2 separate regions of the Homo sapiens genome follow, and region 1 is linked to region 2. Evidence: chromatin contacts called from ENCODE Hi-C or POLR2A ChIA-PET data. All regions are on one chromosome and are shown on one strand. The core of a region is the stretch at or near the end of the contact, and the rest is flanking DNA. Distances in the headings are between cores, read along the strand shown.

Region 1 (3,567 bases), core at 311-2,810, 580 kb after region 2:
ACTGCAGCCTCAACCTCCCAGGACCGAGTGATCCTCTCACCTCAGCCTCCCAAGTAGCTGGGACCACAGGCATGCACCACCACACCTGGCTAGTTTTTAAATTTTTGTAGAGATGGGATCGTCTTATGTTGCCCAGGCTGGTCTTGAATTCCTGAGCTCAAGCAATTCTCTCACCTTGGCCTCCCAAAGTGCTGGGATTACAGGTGTGAGCCACCATGCTTAGCCTACTTTACGTTTTCTTTTCTTTTCTTTTCTTTGAGACAGAGTCTCGCTTTGTCGCCCAGGCTGGAGTGCAGTGGCGTGATCTCGGCTCACTGCAAGCTCCGCCTCCCGGGTTCACGCCATTCTCCTGCCTCAGCCTCCGTGTGTGTTACAGTGACCTACAGTATTTAGTACAGTCACATGTGGTCCAGATTTGTAGCCTAGGAGCAATGGGCTATGCCATATAGCCTAGGTTTGTAATAGCCTAGACTATTCAGGTTTGAGTTCACTCTATCACCTAATGGCACATTTCTCAGAGTGCATCCCCATGGCTAACTGACGCATGACTATAGTTGCGCTCTTATATTTAGTTCAGAATTCAGAACCTCTGCTTCCCTCCTGAGAGCCATCTCTGACTGTGCCAACTCAAAACAACTGCCCCCTATTTACCCACATCCCTGGACCTCCCCTCAGGGGAGTGTCTGAGTGGGCATAGGGTCTGTGCCCCCAGCTCCCTGCCCTCACCCTTGCCTTTCTCCCCACCCTCCTAGAAGTGAGTGAGTGTGGAACTGCAGGGCCCTGAACGGCCCAGGGCAGGGCATTGCTTTGCCTGACTTGCTGGGGGCCTTGGGACAGCCCCTTGCAGAGCAGGGAGACTTGGCTGGGAGATCTCCAACTTTCCTTCCCGCCCTCGCTTTTGGGGAGTCCCATGACTTGCTGTGTGACCTTCAGGGCGGGAGGAAGGGTTGAGAATCTGGGTGAGGCTCTCAAGGCTCAGGAAGGAAAGTACGATCGCTGCTTAAAAAAAAAAAATAGATTAGTTGCTGCTTGAAAAAACAAAAAAGCGTAAACCAACAAAAAAGCATAAACCAACAAAAAAAGAAAACCTGCTAGCCAAGAGCCCACCCCACCGGTGGGGGCAGCCTGGGCTCTTCGGGGCTGGGCAGGAGGGTGGGCGGAGGCAGGTGTGTCTGGATGACAGCCGTGTGTGGGAGAGACTTCATCTGGCATCCTCGCTGCCTCCTGTTCCAGCCCAGCCTTGGCTCTGATGCTGGCCCAGCCTTTCCCATGATCCCCTGGGGGGAAGAGAGCTGACCTTAGTGGGTGCCTCCTAGGTGCTGAGTACCTTCATTTACTCCTCCCAATTCTTCTCCAGGGAAGGTGCAATGCTTCCCATGTTAGGGTTGAGAAAGGCAGTTTCTGAGGAGTGAACTTATTTCTGGAGTCACACAGCTCCTAAGGGGAGGGGCTGCAGTTCAAACACTGGGGACTCCAGGGTCCACGCTTCCAGGGGGAGCCCGGGGAAAATGCTGGAGCTCCACGCTGCTGGCCCGGGGAGGCCGAGGCCCCAGCGCCCTGCGGAGAGCCTGCTAGGGCCTGGTGGGTTGGGTTATAGCACCCCTCTGTGGACACAGCTGGCCCTGTGATAACCTCAGCTGTGCACTGGAAAGGGTGGAAGGTAAGGAGGGGGCCTTCTGCCTCAGTTCGTCTCATTTCTCCTAACCTCTGTCCCAGCCTGACGCTGATAACCAGTTCCTGATCTCTGGGCCTGCAACCTCTTCCAAAAAGTCACCATTACCCCATTTCCCAGTAAGCCTCCATTAGCCTCAACCCCAGTCTCAACACTCGGCTTCAGCCTAGTTGTGACCCACAGCCTCGGTTGTGACCTCTCCTAATTCCAACTCCAAGTGCTCACCCCAGCCTCCCTCCCTCCCTCTGTCCCTCCCTCCCTGCCTCCCTCCCTCTTTTCTTTCCTGTCCTTTTTTTCCCTTTCCTTTTTGACAGGTTCTTGCTCTGTCACCCAGTCTGGAGTGCAGGGACGCAATCATGGCTCACTGCAGCCCCAAGCCTGGTCTCAAGCCATCCTCCCGCCTCAGCTTCCCACATAGCTGGACTACAGGTGCACATCACAATGCATAATGTGATAATAAAAAATGTGTTATCACAGTGTGATAATAAAAAAATATTTTATTTTATTTTATTTTATTTTGAGACCAAGTCTCACTTTGCTTCCCAGGCTAGTCTTGGACTCCTGAGTTCAAGTGGTCCTCCCGCTTTGGCCTCCCAAAGTGCTAGAATTACAGGTGTGAGCCACCATGCCTGGCCCAGGCTACTTGCATTACAACCCCAGTCTCAATTCCAAATCCACATCACTTTCTGCCCCAGTCACCTCCCTGGCCCCCTGTGACCTGTTGTTCCTGAGGAAGCAAGATGGGGTCAGATATAGGAGGACAAGAGTCCCTGGACCTCTCCTAAGGGTCTAGGGGGCCAGTCCAGCCCAGGGAGCCCTGGCCTTAAATGGACCTCCAGGACCCTTCAGGTGTGCTGTGGGCAGACCTGACTCAGGAGTGAGGAAGCCGCCTGCATGCCAGGCTTGTTGAAAAATTCACTGGGTTGCCAGTTAGGGAGGAATCCATTCTATTTTGTTAGGATGTGGTTGTACTGGAAACATGGGCTTTGTCAGCAAGACCGGAAATGCGTGGGTGAGGGCCTGGATCGTGACAGGAACTCATTTGGGAGGCGGCGGGGGGGCAGCCTGTCCGACCTCACTTCCAGCTGCCCTTCCTCCCCAGTGGGCTGGGAGTGGGGCTTATCCCGGCATTGGGGTCCCCTGAGATGGAGACCTGCAGGAGAGGGGCAGGAGCTGGGGGAACTTGCTGGATGGGGAGCGGAGTGCTTGGAGGGGTTCACAGCCCTGCAGGAGCCCCACTCAGCCAGCCCACCTCTAGACCCGTGCTCCCCAGACACTTTATAAAGTACTTGGCTCTGGGCTGGGTGCAGTGGCTCACACCTGTAATCCCAGCACCTTGGGAGGCCGAGGTGGGCAGATCACTTGAGGTCAGGAGTTTGAGACCAGCCTGGCCAACCTGGTGAAACCCCATCTCTACTAAAAATACAAAAATCAGCCAGGTGTGGTGGCGAATGCCTGTAATTCCAGCTATTCTGGAGGCTGAGGCAGGAGAATCACTTGAACCCGGGAGGCGGAGGTTGCAGTGAGCCAAGATCATGCCATGACACTCCAGCCTGGGCGACAGAGTGAGACTCTGTCTCAAAAAAATAGATAAGTAAGGCCGGGCGCAGTGGCTCACACCTGTAATCCCAGCACTTTGGGAGGCTGAGGCGGGCGGATCACGAGGTCAGGAGATCGAGACCATCCTGGCTAACACGGTGAAACCCCGTCTCTACTGAAAATACAAAAAATTAGTGGGGCATGGTGGTGGGCGCCTGCAGTCCCAGCTACACGGGAGGCTGAGGCAGGAGAAGGCGTGAACCCAGGAGGCGGAGCTTGCAGTGAGCAGAGATCGTGCCACTGCACTCCAGCCTGGGCAACAGAGCGAGACTCCGTCTCAAAAAAAAAAAAAAAAA
Region 2 (3,318 bases), core at 802-3,301:
CCATTCTTACCGCAGTCCAACCCTGCGGCTGGGGTGCCAGCCAGGGTAACCGGGAGGAGGACGGGGTGGTTCCCAGCCGGGCCCTGGAAGGCTTCTCAGAAGCCTCTGTTCCCACATCAGGGAGATGTGTCTTAGAACCCACAACTCCTTGGCATCTGCTCAGAGCTGGGCACTTTGCAAACAAACATGTCACATCTATCCTGTGAGGCAAGGCTGCTGACTGCCTTTTACAAGGGGCAAAACTGAGGTTGCTGGGGAAGCAGCTTGTCCAAGGTCGCATAGCCAGAATTAGAACCCAGGACTGTCTGACACCAAAGCCCTTGAACTTTCCACCTGCCACCCAGCCCATAGAGTTGGAAATGACCGTTGACATTGTCACCTCCCAAGTGACACATCTGAGGCACGGCCAGTAGACTGGCCTCTGCTTGGATACCTCCAATGACAGGGGACTCACTACCTCCAAACAGCTCTTGTCACTGTGGGAGCCCTGCTGTCAGCTGTGTTTTCCTTAGACGGAACGGAAACCGCTTCTGTGAAGACCCTTCCTGGGAGTAGGTCCTTCATAACTCCAATGACGCACTTCCAGCGCCGCCTCTGTGCCAGGCTCTTGGTGAATCCAATGAGGCATGTTTGCTTTACACATGAAACCGAAGGCCTGGCCAGGTGAAGGGCTGTTGCCCAGCCAGCCCTGAACCCAATCTGGCCCCAGACTCCAACCTCAACCACTTTCCACCCAGCCCTGGCTTCGGGGCCCCATGCAGAGCTGGCAGGTGTGGTGGGGCAGAGGAGGGAGCGGCCTCAGAGAGACGAGGCAGGGAGGGGCTGGGGAGCCGCCTGGAGCAGCCCCCACCCCCTCCCCAGGACTCAGCACAGTCCTGTGGAGAGGAAACGCTGCAGAAAGGCGGGGTCCTGAGGCTTCTGGAACCTGCCTCCCCTGCTCACAGCACTTCAGGGCCCTCGTGGCGCTCAGATTGGCCCCTTCACCAGCCCCTCGACGTCCCTGTTCCTGACACTCCAGGCCTGTCCTGGCTTCCAGGCAAGGGCACCTGCTGCTCCGACGGCCTCCATGTGGGAACCTGTGTCTGGGACTTGTCTCTCTGAAGCAGAGGGGGCTCCCTGAGGTCAGGGCCTGAGCTGGCTTAACTCAGCACGTCCTGTGAGCACCTGTGCCAGGACTGCCAGATTTAGTCAATAAAAATACAGGCTGTCCAGGGAAGTTTGTATTTCAGAGAAATGGTGAGTCATGTTTTTTTAGTATACTCCATACTAAAGACTGTAATAGTTCAGGGCGCTGGCTGAGCCCCCTGTAAACTTGGCACCTGGATCTAATTCTGGTCCTGTCCCAGCCCACTGGGCTCAGGAACCTAGCAAAGCACAGATCCCACTGCCCGATACCCGTTGTGGGTCCCGCCACCGTCAGAGGTTTACATGTATTTGGTGTTTATGTGAGATTCAGATTTAACTTGGCACCTTGAATTTCACCCAGCAGCCCTAACCCAAGCCCCTCCTTTGGGTGAAGCAACCTCATCCTCGAGCCCCGATTCCCTCATTGGAATGGGATTAACAGTGCCTGCCTCAGAGAGGTGACTCGGGACACGACCGTCGGGTATGGAATCCAGCCCTGCACAGTGGGTTCCAAGTGGGGCCCCAAGGCAGAACCCAGAGCGAGGGAAATGGGAAGGTGCTGGGCCCGCGTCCCATGGCCTGGGCCACCCCTGTGATCGATGGCTCTTGAGGTGACTGGAGCCCTTTTGGCTGCCGGGACAGGAAGGGAGGGAGGGACTGGTGGCCCCATTCACACTGTGCTGTGAAAAGCAGCAGCCCTCCAGCCATCACTTCTGAAACTGGGCGAGGAAACAGAGTGGCATTGTCCTTTTGTCTGCTGTGACACTCCGCATGTGACCCTGTCCCGTGAACGAGCAGATTCCCGCCACATGAGGGGGTAGGGGCTGAAGCGCCAGCAGCTCCATGCCCAGCATTCAGGCCCCACCAAACAAAAGCCACCTCCTAATTGCCCTGTTTGTTCTGGCACGAGGGCTGATGGGGGTGCCTGCGGAGCTCCCTGTCAGCCCGGCCTGGAGCTGGTTCCCAGGGCCTTGCACCTTGTCCGCCCAGCCCCGAGCACGGCTCCCAGCCTGCGGCCAGTTAACCCTTGGCTGTGGCTGCCCTGCCTGCCTGCTGGGCACCTGGCCAAACCCTGGATCCCAGAGCTGTGCCCTCCTGCTGGGAGCTGGGATGATCTAACCCAATCCGTGCCCAGACCAGATGGGGAGCAGGGCCAGGTGAAGAAGCAGGGCTCAGGCTGGCTGGACAGGGAGGCTGCATCTCACTTACGTGCTGTGCAGCCTTGGGTAGGTGAGTTTGCCTCTCTGAGCCTAAGGTTCCTCATCTGTAAAACAGGAAGAACAACAGTAAAAGGACTGGAGATCACGTGAGGCATGGTGATCCTGCTGGAGTGGGTGCTCAGTAAATACAACTCTGGTACAGTTCCCAGATCTCTGAAGCCGGGAACAGCCTAACAAGGGGTCCAGCCAGGACTCCTTGTCGGGACCAAGCTGGCTTGTGGACAGAAGGGGTGGATGGGGTGTCAAGGTCATTGGCCAAAGGCAGCAGAGGGATCTAAGGAACAGAGTCCAAAGAACAATGAGCCTGAGACCCTGTGCCCTTCACTCCTGCCCATGCCCAGAACACCCCCACCTCCCATCCTGCGTGAGAGTTCGGGGCTCTGGATGACTTCCCCCTGTAAACTTGGCACCTGGGGCTAATTCTGGTCCTGTCCCAGCCCCCTGACTCAGAAACTCAGCAAAGCACAGATCCTGCTGCCCCATACCCACTGTGGGTCCCACCACCGTCAGAGGTGGTGACCTTAGATACCTCCCACCACAGCTTCCTCACCCCAGCGCCCCAGAAGCTCATCTCCCTTTTCCTGAGAGGCCTGCCCAACCTCTGGCAATGTCCCGAGAGGCTGCCAGAGGCTGGCACCCCACACCCCTCAGGAGGAAGCCCGCAACCTGCTGCAGATGCTGAAGGTCACTGGGGCTTGTGGCAGTGGCCGGAGATCGGCACCGACTCAGAGCCAGGAGTAGCCAGAGGAGGTGAGCTGGCGGGATACTTGTCTTCATACTCCATCGTCACTTTGACCCCTAAAACAGAGCACCAGCTCCCCCCACACTTCAAGCCAGGCACCTCCCACCCCACTCTTTCCTCCAGGAAGTCATCACACTGCTGGGTGCCCACCTGGAGTGCTGCCAGGCCCCACGTGCCCGGGACCCTGTTGGCCTGTGTGCGATGTGGGAAAGTGATGGACTGCAAGTTGGG

Evidence for each region. A loop is a pair of places that touch in the nucleus more often than their neighbours do. ChIA-PET counts read pairs that join two places held with the same protein, here RNA polymerase II (POLR2A).
Region 1: a map of K562 shows a loop between it and region 2 (2.3-fold over the local background). The contact joins two enhancer-like sites. A Hi-C loop is called at or near these places in 1 of 168 maps with a recorded cell type or tissue (K562). POLR2A ChIA-PET finds 5 or more read pairs at or near these places in 1 of 52 experiments (activated T-cell).

Annotation. Positions count from the first base shown.
Region 1 is chr1:19,649,736-19,653,302 of GRCh38, forward strand. The region is part of intron 1 of MICOS10-NBL1 (MICOS10-NBL1 readthrough); the gene reads left to right. The region is part of intron 1 of NBL1 (NBL1, DAN family BMP antagonist); the gene reads left to right. Among named protein-coding and RNA genes, the nearest start is that of NBL1, 7.2 kb to the left of the region's middle. RefSeq lists an enhancer at 690-1,307. Within about 2 kb of position 1,561, at least 20 of the 41 ENCODE cell types and tissues checked have a DNase peak (open chromatin) inside an H3K27ac peak, as active enhancers do.
Region 2 is chr1:19,065,305-19,068,622 of GRCh38, forward strand. No RefSeq gene overlaps it. Among named protein-coding and RNA genes, the nearest start is that of IFFO2, 110 kb to the left of the region's middle. RefSeq lists a silencer at 3,131-3,318. Within about 2 kb of position 2,052, at least 12 of the 41 ENCODE cell types and tissues checked have a DNase peak (open chromatin) inside an H3K27ac peak, as active enhancers do.